2 separate regions of the Mus musculus genome follow, and region 2 is linked to region 1. The links are chromatin contacts, found by POLR2A ChIA-PET in ENCODE. All regions are on one chromosome and are shown on one strand. The core of a region is the stretch at or near the end of the contact, and the rest is flanking DNA. Distances in the headings are between cores, read along the strand shown.

Evidence for each region. ChIA-PET counts read pairs that join two places held with the same protein, here RNA polymerase II (POLR2A).
Region 2: POLR2A ChIA-PET joins it to region 1 with 26 read pairs in Patski. The contact joins the enhancer-like site here to the promoter of Itpr1 in region 1. POLR2A ChIA-PET finds 5 or more read pairs at or near these places in 3 of 5 experiments (Patski and embryonic stem cell).

The regions. Positions count from the first base shown.
Region 1 is chr6:108,209,591-108,216,182 of GRCm38, reverse strand. It overlaps Itpr1 (inositol 1,4,5-trisphosphate receptor 1), which reads right to left and starts at 3,087. Exons shown (of 62, transcript NM_010585.5): 1 at 2,830-3,087; 2 at 1,905-1,980. Gm38872 (predicted gene, 38872) reads left to right here and starts at 3,265. Exons shown (of 3, transcript NR_167935.1): 1 at 3,265-3,328; 2 at 3,410-3,577; 3 at 3,743-3,927.
Region 2 is chr6:108,270,045-108,277,141 of GRCm38, reverse strand. The region is part of intron 4 of Itpr1 (inositol 1,4,5-trisphosphate receptor 1); the gene reads right to left. Among named protein-coding and RNA genes, the nearest start is that of Itpr1, 60 kb to the right of the region's middle. Within about 2 kb of position 2,706, at least 1 of the 3 ENCODE cell types and tissues checked has a DNase peak (open chromatin) inside an H3K27ac peak, as active enhancers do.

The DNA of each region.
Region 1 (6,592 bases), core at 1,838-4,337:
CTTCGATGGAGAGGCCGGAGTGATTCATTTGGAACATAAAGAACTTCCCTTGCTTAGTTAGAAGGAAATCTTGATGAGATTTTCTGTTCCGAATTGATTTAGTCAAGAGCAGATTGTGCTTGCCCCGTATACTCATGCAATGCACACATCCATGAAAGAAATGGGGAAAGAAAGAAAGGAATGGAGAAGAAAACCACTGCAACAACTAGTTGCCAGGCAAGCCAGAGGCCACAGGACAAGCTACCAACATTCCACAGGTAAAACTAAAGCGGTTTAAGCTCTCCAATTATTCACGTAGAGACACACCTGACTCCTTCAAACCTGCTCAGGTGCCGTGATGTGAATGACCACGCTATACTTCAGATATGAGCCAGGCCTAAGGCTGCACGGAGACACTGGCTTTCCTCTGGTTTTCCTTAACTGTCCTGATTCAAGCTTTCAACACAGAGCTTTCCAAAATGAATTCAGCCCAACGTCAAATCCTCCTACAAATACCTACAGTCTTTTATCCCTGCCAATGGCGCTATCATTTTCTTCATACATCAAACTAAGAATAGCTTGTACATTGTTGGTAAGACATAAATAAGTTAATGCATTAAGATCAATATGTTTACTATTTTTCCTAGCATCTCCCCCCACCCCCCGCCCAGTTCTCCATAAACTTAAACACAAGCGGTACACATTACTGCCCGGGCTGCCCAGTGACTTCATTCTGTATCTTGGTTTCTTTACCCACATCTAAGGTCTTCTGGGATACAGCTCTGCAGCTGGCTTGCTACTACCTAATGGAACAGCCTCATTATTTTTAGGCAAAAGATAGAGAAGAGTCTGTGGACCAGTTAACCTCGTCTGTAATGTACTTCAAAGAGAAGGCTGACCCCAAGCTTTAATCAACATAGACTTAAGTCCACAGAAGAACTAGCCTTCCCTTCCAAATGTTTCCCGCTCTGCCAGTATTCCTGAGGACCTTATCAACAGGAAACAAAAGCATTCTACTACCATAATGAAGTATCTGGCTTTTATTCACTAATTAGAAAAGCCCAAAGATTGTAGCCCAGGGAACAGCTAAATATTTAGGACATTAAAGAAGTTACCAAGGACCAGCTGCCCACAGCTCACCACCCACCCCTATTAACTTGTTGTTTACTCAATTCCCAGACATTTTAGGAAAACAAAAACAAAAACAAAATCCAATGGCCAAACCTGAAACCATAGTGGCACCTGTACCTACAGAAGCTTTATTTTCTAGAAACGGGCTGTGATGGTTTTAAATATGCCATTATACTGACAGAAATGCTGCCTGCCCTCAGCTCCTCATCCAGGAACAGGTCCCAAAGCAAGAGAAGCCCGCTGGGTTCCTTGACATTCAGGTGGCTCCAGTGAAACCCTGGAAGCGACTGTAGTATTCTTTAAGCTCTTCCTTCCCGTTTTTAAGTTCTCATTCTTTCAATTTGTCACTTTCATTTCTTGCAGCCCAGCCCATTCTGGGTACAGGCATGCCCACAACCGAACAGAACAAAGTGACAGTTTGTGAAAGGGAGGGGTATCTCACTCTTGCTTAGGGATCTTGGCAGATGAAAAGTTCTGCATCTTTGGGAATTAAACTAATGAGGGCTCCTCTCAGGCTGGTAAGGGACCACCCACTTTACAGTCCCTTTAACTGCACGTTGTGGTCGCTTACCGACATCTTCCCCACCCCACCCCCCTCACCCCGCCATGCTTCACTTCTGAGCGACCTTCAAAAGTGGCTGTCACTAGACCTTTACTCACCCAAGACCATGACCAATTTTGACCACGGTGTCTTTCTTTTCCCTACTTTACCTCTATGGCAGCTACAAGAGGACTTAGAAAATGCTTAGGACAAAAACCCATTTTTGACTACAGCACTCGGCTCGCACACTCACCTGACCCAGGTCAGGCACTCTGTAGCCAATGGACGCCCAGCCAAGGATGCAAATCCTGGTCCCTTGTAATCAGCTCCTAAATATTTAACAAAGAAAGAAGACTGAGTAGGGGATCTCGCGAGGGTCTATCAGAAATTCTCAAATCCAAGTTTTGACTTTTATAGCCTCCGCTTTTCCTGCAGATCCCACTCCCCTCCAAATTTAGCAGCTAAGTCGGAGGGATCTCTTTCCCCCAAATAAAAGCAAACCCAGCATGCTTATTTCCCGTCAGTAGCTGGCCAGAAAGATCAGACACGCAGAAACTTCGAACACGCCGGATGGGGATTGAAGGTGGATGGAAGTAAGGGACGTGTTGAGATCCCAAAGCACTTGTTTCCCCGCGTGGAGGCCAAGTATGTGAAACCCGCGTCCTCATTGGGCACGAGCTCCGTCCACACTTCTTTCCTCATCGCCCCCCCCCCCCTTCCTCCGGTTTTCTTCCTTTTTTTTTTTTTTAACCCACGGGGACCCCCACGCATGCATTATCCTACCAGCTGAGCAGCGCAACAGGGCTAGCTACATTTTTAGAAAGATTATTTCCTTGAGCGAACTCATATGACCCCCTCAAATACCCCCCCCCAGGGGGAAAAAAAACTATTTCCTGCAGACACTCCAACCGTTTCCAACTTGGGGGAATGCCATTTCAATACGGGGAAGGAGGTTGAAACCGGTCACTAGAGTCGAGGACGTTTGGGGTTACTTAAGCCTGAAAAAAAATATATACCTCCCCCCAAAACTGTTCACAGGGAAAGAAGCCCCAAAATACACGCCAAGTGCATGCAAAGCCACCAAAGCCACCAAGAACTCCCGGTGATCAGGGCAAAAACTTCTGCGCACGGGAGCTAGTGCCAACTCCCCGCGCCCTCTGCCCGGCCCCAGCAGCTACCTTGGTGACCGGGGAGCCACGCCGGTTTGGGGGATCAGGACCAGGAGAGGGGTTAGCAGCCGCTGGGCAATCCCATGTCCGCGAAGAGGGAGCTCGTTCCGTTAGGATGGGAGCGGAACACCCACACCTCCTCTCGGCGTGCGCTTTCTCTCTCTCCACCCTCTGCCTCCACCTCCTCCACCACCACCACCTCCTCCTCTCCTCCCACCCCGGCAGGCTTGAGGAAACGCTTCAGCAGAACATCCACATGGTTACTGCACTTTAAAGCAGCGCCCGACCGCTTATATAGGCCGGGAAGCTCCCTGGGCAATGTAGTCCGAGTCCCAGGTCGTGCCGGCGCCTGGGGCTGCGCAGAGGGACTACAAGTCCCAGAATCCCCTGGGCTCCGGGGCTGGGTTCTAAATAGACTCCCGCGCGCTGACCAGGGGTGGGAGGGGGAAGAGGCGCCCAGGCTGAAGGCTCGGGTTGCGAACTTGTGTCTGAACACCGGACTCCCCAGGTTTGGCAAGCCCGACCCACTGGGTATGTCCCCTACCTCTGTGAACCCTTCTCTTTTGACTTGTATCTTCCCTTCCTAAAGTCAGGTGTCACTAGGGTCCGGAGAGAGAGGAAGAGCTCGGATTACTGCTTCGGGAAGTTTTTACAAGCTATTTACCCACCCCCGCGCGCCCTGTGTCCTGGAGCCAAGAATTTCAGAAATCCGAGGCACAAAAACGCCAGTGTTTGCGGTCAAGGATTAAAGAAACAAGTTTGTCTTTATTAAATCTGGTCTAGTTTTTTATTGGATCCTGCTAGTGTCTGCATGAAAAACTAAGTCTGGAAATGGGGTGGTCCCTGCTATTGAGGATGCGGGGTAATCGTGTGAGAGCCCTTTTCTGAATTCGAGCTGGGTCTGTCTTTCGTCGCCCGGTAGGAGGTAAAAGAAACGCTACCCTGACGAGTGAGCAAATAAAGGAACCATGTTGTGACTTGCTGATGTTGTGATCGCGAAGCAGGAAAGAAATACAAACCGCGACCTCGGTCCTGACCCCGCTTCTAAGACCCCTATGCTCCTGGAATCTGTAAACGCTAAAGTAAATAAACCGCAAACCAAAAAAATAAGGGCTTCAGAGAAAACTGCTTATACTAAGATGAGTGCGTCCAGGCGAGGCGTGCTGCAAGTCTTCAACCCAAGCCTCTGGGCTGAAATGGATTTCCACACACCAGAAAATAGTGTAGGCTCCAGGCTGCAAAGTGCATAGAACTTTGGTCTTGGGAAGAAGAGTTTGCATCACAGGCAAAGTTATCCTACTGTCTCCTTCCCCATCCCACCCTACAAACTAGACTGCACGTATTCATTCCACAAACGTTCCCCGGGTGTCATCTGGGTGCCAGGCCAGGCACTGTGCCAGGATATGAGAGCGCGCCAAAATATATCATAACATCCTAAATGGGGGTCTGTCTGCTACCGCTAAAGACCTGTTAACAGTAATCCTTGTAATGAAAACAAATGGTTCTACAGAGCTCAGCCTACCTGCTTTCTGTACAGCATGCTATTGAGTGTCACTGATTCTGGGTTTGTAACCTCTTTGTATACAGCAGGTATAAGGCCAAAGAACAGGACAAGCCAGGTTAACTTTGGTCTCCTTTGCAACTCCAACCTGTACCTATACTAAGCACTTGCCCATTGGGACCTCCATCACCACCTCCTTAAAGGAGCCCCTCCTATTTTAGGAGCAGCCTCTAAGCCCTTAGGCAAATCACCTTGAACTCTTTACCCCAGGTTTGCCATCTAGAGAGGGATTCAATACTCATTAATGTTTGCCTGTTCTCTTTTCCTATTACGTGATTCAACAGCCTTGCCTCCTCTCGTGAAACTTTAAGAACAATAGAGGGCAAAATAGGTAACAATTATTGCATATTTAGTGCTCAACCTAACCATTAGGGGCATCACACGGGTGCGTCCTGTGGCCCAGGCATTGTTTCTAAGTAATTTAAGTAGATCATTTCAGCGATAGCACATGGAAAGCTAAAGGCATGCAGGTTAAGTTATATCCAAAAGGCACCGTTGGCAATCTAGGAGGCAAGTGGGGATGCTTCAAGCTGCCTGTCTGTCCTCGGGAAAAACCCCAACTTGTCACCACAGAGGAATCCACACCTTTCATATCTGTTGTTTTTTCCTTTCCCCGATAAAAACAACCTGATCCACTTTCCAAGTCCCTTTGACCCTAACTTTCAAGCAATTTCAACAAATCAGCCCACAAAACGGGTGGGGGTTGCTTCATGATATTCTAATGTGGATTTGCAAAAGAATCCTTGGCCATAGTTGAGAGGCACCGGCAGCTCATTTTCATCCTCCCCACACTGTAGACACAAGCCCTTTGTGTAGTTTATCCATGGTCTTCCCTCCCCAGCCGGAAGTTTCAGTGAGAGACCATGTCTTCCTTACATTTGTGTACTCCAGTCCCCTTGACTCAAAAAGGCTTACCCTTCTGTTTGCACATTTTTGCAGATTTGGAAAAAAAAAAAAAGTTTCCTGCAACCTTGTAATGGAAGGTGCATTGAGCATACAGAAGGCAACAGAAGCATGTCTTTCTGAGCATTTGGGCCGTTTAGCTGCTCAGATCAGTTTGCTTTGTCAGTGTGTGCACATAGTGCTGTTCAACGTTTGGCAAGTTCTGGAAGCTGCCAGATCACAGGAAAATACTTTTGCTAATTCTACTATGGCTCAAAGAGATTCTTTGTGTCAGACAGTTGATGTGTGGCAATGCTAACGGTGATAGATGCTAGAATGAGTGGCTTATACTCCTTTATGAGCTGAGGAGAGGGTGTGTGTGTCTGTGGGGGGTGAGCTGCTGCTTCTCTGTTATAATTTTTCTTGGGAAGAATTTTTCTAGACATGCATCTCCAATCCAGGAGCTATCAGCCATGTATGCACCGAGGATGCAGCTAGTTCTAAAGAAGATGTGAAGTACTTATAAAATACACAATGAGTTTCAAGCACCTAAACTTCAAACGCAAGGCTTCAGATATGTTGGACCACACACTTGAAATGACTTTTCCTGACTTTTTTTTACTTTTTAAATTGACTAAAAATTTAATCTGCAACTAGCACCTCTGGGCCTTGACATGCTTATACATACATATGTGCCATGAACAAATATCCCTATACATATGCAAACATGTTTATATAAACACATACCATACATGTGCCTAGTTTAAAAAAAAAGATAATCTGCCACAAAAGTACCCATGTGTAACTTTACCCTTGAAATGCCCACGTAGGGAGGTCAGAGGACTTTGCAGTCAGGACAGTGTTAGAGACTGAGTCTGAAGAAAGTCCAAAGCTAGCACAGCAACTTACTCCAGGGAAACCCCACAAATAGAAACAGTTTTTGTCAGCAATCCATGGCTGCAGACTTGGACTAAATTCTAAATTCATCTGCTGAGAAACCCACCCTCAGGTCCCCTCCTACTAAAGAAAGCAAGATGTGCCAAGGAAAGCAGGATTCAGAAAAAGCAAGGCTGACAACCAGCTGCACCATTAATATCCAAGGTGTGTGCTTGTGGAGAGAGTGATGGGACTAATCCTCTCCAGCCTTGTCGGCCCAGACAGTCATTGAGTTACAGGACATGAAAGAGCTTCCAAACCTTACCTGAGCTTTACCAAAACAAAAACATGAGCACCAAGGCCAGGAAAATAGAGCAGCTCACCCTGAGACCATGCCTGGCCACAAACCAAGTGTCAGCTTGTTGGAACACAAATCCCTAGTTTCCTCTAGTC
Region 2 (7,097 bases), core at 1,457-3,956, 61 kb before region 1:
CACAAACAGGAACACAAGAACTTACTGTTTAATCAGCATCCTGTTCTCACCACCTCCTCCTCTTCCCCTGCCCCTCCCCCAATCTCCCACTGATTGCATCACTGTAGATCAGCTCCAAAACACTGCCTGCATTCAGCTGACACGAGAATTATTCATTGATCCAAGCCTCACCAAATTTATCAATAGAGTTAATGCTTATGACACCAGACTCATCTTAAAAGAGATGCAGTGACCAGACCTGTAAGTGGGCAACATTCTTCTTCCCAAACCTTAGAGCACCTGGAATGTGGCAAACATGGTGCCCATTTATCTCAGTATGAAGAACACCCTAAAGCCGGAGGACGCAAATGTGAGGAAAGCAAAGACCACACTTACATGACCACTTACTTACGATTGCCAGGTGGGCATAACAACCCACCTGAAATTCAGGGCTCAGAGGAAGAAAAGGGATCCCCAGGGCCAGTTGGTTAGCTAGATTAGCTGTATTTTCAGACTTTAAGTTCAACCGAGAAACCCTGCCTCAATGAATAAATTAGTGATGGAGGAAGATGCCTGGTATTAGTCTCAGGCTTCCACATGCAGGAGTGCACATATAGTTAAAGTAACACCCATGTACACACACACACACACACACACATACATGCAAACACATAAACACATACCAGCCAACACCCCCACAGACATGCATACAACAGCAAACAAAGGGGGATACATCCCACTTCCACAGTCACAGAGAAACCCTGGGCTCAGTGGACCTCTGTTCCTACCAAGAATAGAATCCATTGCTGACTATGAGGCTGAACAGGTTTCACACACTCGTCAAACTTTTAAGCTAGGACATGCTCACTGTAATAAGATTGCTCTGTTGGCTAAATAAGGTGATTGTATGGAATTCATTCATCATAAGAACTTACCATGAAAGGCCATCTTTAAATTAACAGTAATACTATTATCAACAAAAGCAAATTGTCCTTATCCATTAAGAGCCTTCAGATCTGACACCCATCACCTGCTCCAACCTCAGCATCACACAGAGTTTATTGGTAAAATATAGTACATTTGTACTTCATCCATCTGTGACTATAGTCTTATAATAGCCTGGGAATATAGCTCAGTGGCTGAATGCTTGCCTAAAAGGTTTAATCTCGGGTAACTAGGGCAAATGGCAGGGAGGGAGGGAGGGAAGGAAGGAGGGAAGAAGAAAGAAGAAGGAAAAGATTTCTGTATGAGAATGGTCCCTCATTCCAGCCTCACTGGCTCTTCTTATCTTTATCTCTTACTCATCTTTCATGGCCCAACTTAATCTTTGTAAGTTCTCTAATAATGACCCTGTCTGTCTCCAAGTAGACTTTAGGCATGTTCTATGACAGTTCATACATGAATGAAATAGTGCTGGTCTTTGCTTTTATAGCACACTCATTCAACAAGCTTTTGATGACTGCCAGAGTTTTCAGAAAGATGCTCCCTTTTGTAGCGGAGATGCAGAGGACAACAAGAAAGATAACGTCTCTGCCCACAGTCTACCAGGGGAGGTAGGAAAGAACAAAGCATCCTTCAAACAATGTCTTCCTTTAGATTACAATAAGCAACTTAAAACAGAATTTAAAAGATTCAAAGAGGGCTGAATATATGACTCTGTATAAAACTACAAGCTGCTCTTGCAGAAGGCCAGGTTTGATTTCAAGGCCCCACACGGAGGCTTAGAACCACTCCTTAACTCCAGTTCCAGGGTACCCTGATCTCATGGGCACTGCTTGCATGTGGTATACATGCACATATACGAACAACTATACCCATGCAAAGAAAAGAATTTTTAAAACATTTTTCAAAAAAGATACATGGGATTATTTCTGCTATGTTAGGATACAATGGCAAATCTATCTCAACACAGCACCTCCAAAATCTACTCGATAAGAGTTCAGTTGGATCTACCAAATTGTCTTTTCTACTAAAAATTGTTTGAGAGTACAATCCACGTGTCAGACAGCGAAGAGGAGGAATAACACAGCCATGACCTGACCTTCCCAGTTTTCAGGGTTTACACTTAAATAAGAGAAGAAACATTTACAAACTATCAAAATCACTATAGGTGGGGTATTATCTTTCTGCCTACCGCACCACAAAGAGCACAGTCTATAGATATTGCAAATGTTAGTGGTATTTTTGCTAAAGGAATGTTAAGCCACTGACCAAAGCCAAGGCTAGCTTTGCTATGACCTTAGTCCAACCCTGAGACATCTACTAGACACTTCATAACTAAAATGCAAACTATGCTCTCGAGATAAGAAGCATGGGCAGTTCTTGGCAAAGCTAAGCATTCTGGTTTAAAAGTGAAAAAAAAAAGTCCTATACATAAAAGCTATCATGAGGCTGTGTTCATTAAAAAATAACCTTTCTGGGTTCATGATTGCTCAACCCTCAACGTCAGTCCCCCAAACGAGAGGCGAGTAAAAGAGTCCACCCCATAAATACAGCAATGCTGGCACGATCCTACCACCCTCTGTTCCCATTATTTTTCCTTTCAAGACACCAGATGGTCTTTTTTGTGTTTTTGATACATGTAGAACAAAATCAGGAGAGCAGCTAAACACATGCAGCACATAAGGTCCTTCCCTGCAGCCTTGGCCTCCAGACATCCACTGTGAGAAGCCCCAGCTGGAATCGTCTCCCGTACTGTGGTCCATCCCCCGTGCTGCTGTGGTCCATCCCTCTCCATAGGCCAGCACTTCCACACAGCACTTCTACTGCCTGCTGTGTGCAGTAGACCGCAACACCAGAGACCATGCGAACACAAAGTCTAGCAATCTTTCTCTTCTTCAGCCACTTCGGGTCTTTGTGGAGTCATTTTACTCTTGAGCCAAACAGGGCTTCCTGTTAACCCCTTCCATCATGTATTGGCAAAACATGCAAGTCATAGCATGGGTGAAGTTAATTGGTCTCATTACAGTCTCAAGTGTTTTCATTTTTTGTTTTTGTTGTTTTCATTTAATGCTTTAGGAACATATACGACATGCCAAAGCACAAAGATAATGTTGGTTTGCAATTATGTACCAGAGACTACATGATTTACACAAAGCCCCCAATAACATAGTTACCACAGTGGTAGCAGGTACATGTCAGTATGTCTATAAGTAGGGCAGTTACACTGGGATCTATGCACAGATAGTGTTCTTGCTCAAGGGCCTAGTTTGCTGCAGCCTCTGGGTGTCTTTAAATAGCCCATATGAATATATAGTATGGAAAAATAATAAAAAATAAATCGGTTAAAATAAATAACCCATGGGCTAGATATCTCCAGTATCTTCTTAAAGGGACCTGGGGTCTTAGAAAAAAAAAACTTAAGCACAGGCAATGAAGCCCACAAAGGCCTGCTGGTGCCAAGCTGTCAGCAGATCCTCCGGCAGGTGATGGCTGTTAACAGTAGATTGAGAGAGCACCGGAAATGCTTCAGCCTTGATTAGAGGAGTAGGAGCAGCCCTCCAGGGAAAAGCAGAGCACGGAATGGTTGTCTCCAGGGAAGCACATCGTTTTCTTGGGGGAAGGGAAGAAAGACTCAGTCTGGACCTTCCATTAATAGAAAGACCCAGGCTATCGTGGCACTGGACCTTTTCTACATAAAAATCACCCACTTCACAGGAGGAGAGACGACAACAACGGGTGGAGAGAAACAGAGTGAGAGTTAAAACTATGTTGCTTCTCCGGCAACTGACACTACCCCGTGGCGAAGAAAGAGCCAGAAGCTATTGATGAAAACCCAGGATGAGCGAGATTATGTTTTGATTCGATTAGACTTTCAAATCTCAACAGAGGGGAGTGCAAGAACCCTATTTTGTGGAGTAATGAAAGACAACACTTTAAGAAGACCCTTAAGAAAATCACCTGTTCAGAGGCTCCAAAGTAGGGATGGGGCAAGAGGGAAGGAGGCGGCCATCTTCAGCTCCAGACAGCCGGCCACCTTCCTGGTGAGAGCACGGGGGTCTGCCTGGCCTGAGAGGTTTGTGGCACAGGCGCCGGCGGGAGCCTTCTTGGCTCCGGGACTCCGCGGAGGGCAGGCTGCACGGGTGACCGTGTGGAATACAGAGTGCCAGCTGTTTCTGGGACGGGCGAGAGAGTCGCAGAGCTTCTGGGCGGCGCCATCTTCAGCTCCAGACAGCCGGCCACCTTCCTGGTGAGAGCACGGGGGTCTGCCTGGCCTGAGAGGTTTGTGGCACAGGCGCCGGCGGGAGCCTTCTTGGCTCCGGGACTCCGCGGAGGGCAGGCTGCACGGGTGACCGTGTGGAATACGGAGTGCCAGCTGTTTCTGGGACGGGCGAGAGAGTCGCAGAGCTTCTGGGCGGCGCCATCTTTAGCTCCAGACAGCCGGCCACCTTCCTGGTGAGAGCACGGGGTCTGCCTGGCCTGAGAGGTTTGTGGCACAGGCGCCGGCGGGAGCCTTCTTGGCTCCGGGACTCCGCGGAGGGCAGGCTGCACGGGTGACCGTGTGGAATACAGAGTGTCAGCTGTTTCTGGGACGGGCGAGAGAGTCGCAGAGCTTCTGGGCAGCGCCATCTTCAGCTCCAGACAGCCGGCCACCTTCCTGGTGAGAGCACGGGGGTCTGCCTGGCCTGAGAGGTTTGTGGCACAGGCGCCGGCGGGAGCCTTCTTGGCTCCGGGACTCCGCGGAGGGCAGGCTGCACGGGTGACCGTGTGGAATACAGAGTGCCAGCTGTTTCTGGGACGGGCGAGAGAGTCGCAGAGCTTCTGGGCGGCGCCATCTTCAGCTCCAGACAGCCTGCCACCTTCCTGGTGAGAGCACGGGGGTCTGCCTGGCCTGAGAGGTTTGTGGCACAGGCGCCGGCGGGAGCCTTCTTGGCTCCGGGATTCCGCGGAGGACAGGCTGCACGGGTGACCGTGTGGAATACAGAGTGCCAGCTGTTTCTGGGACGGGCGAGAGAGTCGCAGAGCTTCTGGGCGGCGCCATCTTTAGCTCCAGACAGCCGGCCACCTTCCTGGTGAGAGCACGGGGTCTGCCTGGCCTGAGAGGTTTGTGGCACAGGCGCCGGCGGGAGCCTTCTTGGCTCCGGGACTCCGCGGAGGGCAGGCTGCACGGGTGACCGTGTGGAATACAGAGTGCCAGCCGTTTCTGGGACGGGCGAGAGAGTCGCAGAGATTCTGGGGCGGCACCATCCTCAGCTCCAGACAACCAGCCACCTTCCCGGCAAGAGCCACAGAGCTTCTGAGGCTGCGACATCTTCGACTCCAGACAACTGGCCACCTTCCTGGCCAAAGCAACACAGCTTCTGGGAAAGATCCTGTTTTGGGCCTTCACCTTCAGCCAGGAGGAGGTCCAAACACCAGATAACTGTACACCTTCCCTGAGAGAGGAGAGCTTGCCTACAGAGACTGCTCTGACCACTGAAACTCAGAGAAGAGAGCTTGTCTCCCACGCCTGCTGATAGAGGGTAACAAAATCAACAGAGGAACAATCTTTTAACAAAGACAACTATAACAACTAACTCCAGAGATTGCCAGATGGCGAAAGGTAAACGTAAGAATCCTACTAACAGAAGCCAGGACCACTCACCATCATCAGAACCCAGAACGCCCACTTCGCCCAATCCAGGACACCCTAACACACCTGAAAAGGTAGACCTGGATTTAAAAGCATATCTCATGATGATGGTAGAGGACATAAAGAAGGAATTCAACAACTCACTTAAAGAAATACAGGAGAACACTGCTAAAGAGTTACAAGTCCTTAAAGAAAAACAGGAAAACACTGCTAAAGAGTTACAAGTCCTTAAAGAAAAACAGGAAAACACAACCAAACAGGTAGAAGTCCTTATAGAAAAACAGGAAAACACATCCAAACAGGTGATGGAAATGAACAAAACCATACTAGACCTAAAAAGGGAAGTAGACACAATAAAGAAAACCCAAAGTGAGGCGACGCTGGAGATAGAAACCCTAGGAAAGAAATCTGGAACCATAGATGCCAGCATCAGCAACAGAATACAAGAGATGGAAGAGAGAATCTCAGGTGCAGAAGACTCCATAGAGAACATCGGCACAACAATCAAAGAAAATGGAAAATGCAAAAAGATCCTAACTCAAAACATCCAGGAAATCCAGGACACAATGAGAAGACCAAACCTACGGATAATAGGAGTGGATGAGAATGAAGATTTTCAACTCAAAGGACCAGCAAACATCTTCAACAAAATTATTGAAGAAAACTTCCCAAATCTAAAGAAAGAGATGCCCATGAACATACAAGAAGCCTACAGAACTCCAAATAGACTGGACCAGAAAAGAAATTCCTCCCGACACATAATAATCAGAACACCAAATGCACTAAATAAAGATAGAATACTAAAAGCAGTAAGGGAAAAAGGTCAAGTAACATATAAAGGCAAGCCTATCAGAATTACACCAGATTTTTCACCAGAGACTATGAAAGCCAGAAGAGCCTGGTCAGATGTTATACAGACACTAAGAGAACATAAATGCCAGCCCAGGCTACTATACCCAGCCAAACTCTCAATTACCATAGATGGAGAAACCAAAGTATTCCACGACAAAACTAAATTCACCCATTATCTCTCCACGAATCCAGCCCTTCAAAGGATAATAACAGAAAAAAAACAATACAAGGACGGGAACCACGCCCTAGAAAAAACAAGAAGATAATCCATCAACAAACCTAAAAGAAGACAACCACAAGAACAGAATGCCAACTTTAACAACAAAAATAACAGGAAGCAACAATTACCTTTCCTTAATATCTCTTAATATCAATGGACTCAATTCCCCAATAAAAAGACATAGACTAACAGACTGGCTACACAAACAGGACCCAACATTCTGCTGCTTACAGGAAACCCATCTCAGGGAAAAAGACAGACACTACCTCAGAGTGAAAGGCTGGAAAACAATTTTCCAAGCAAATGGTCTGAAGAAACAGGCTGGAGTAGCCATTCTAATATCGGATAAAATCGACTTCCAACCCAAAGTTATCAAAAAAGACAAGGAGGGACACTTCATACTCATCAAAGGTAAAATCCTCCAAGAGGAACTCTCAATTCTGAATATCTACGCTCCAAATGCAAGGGCAGCCA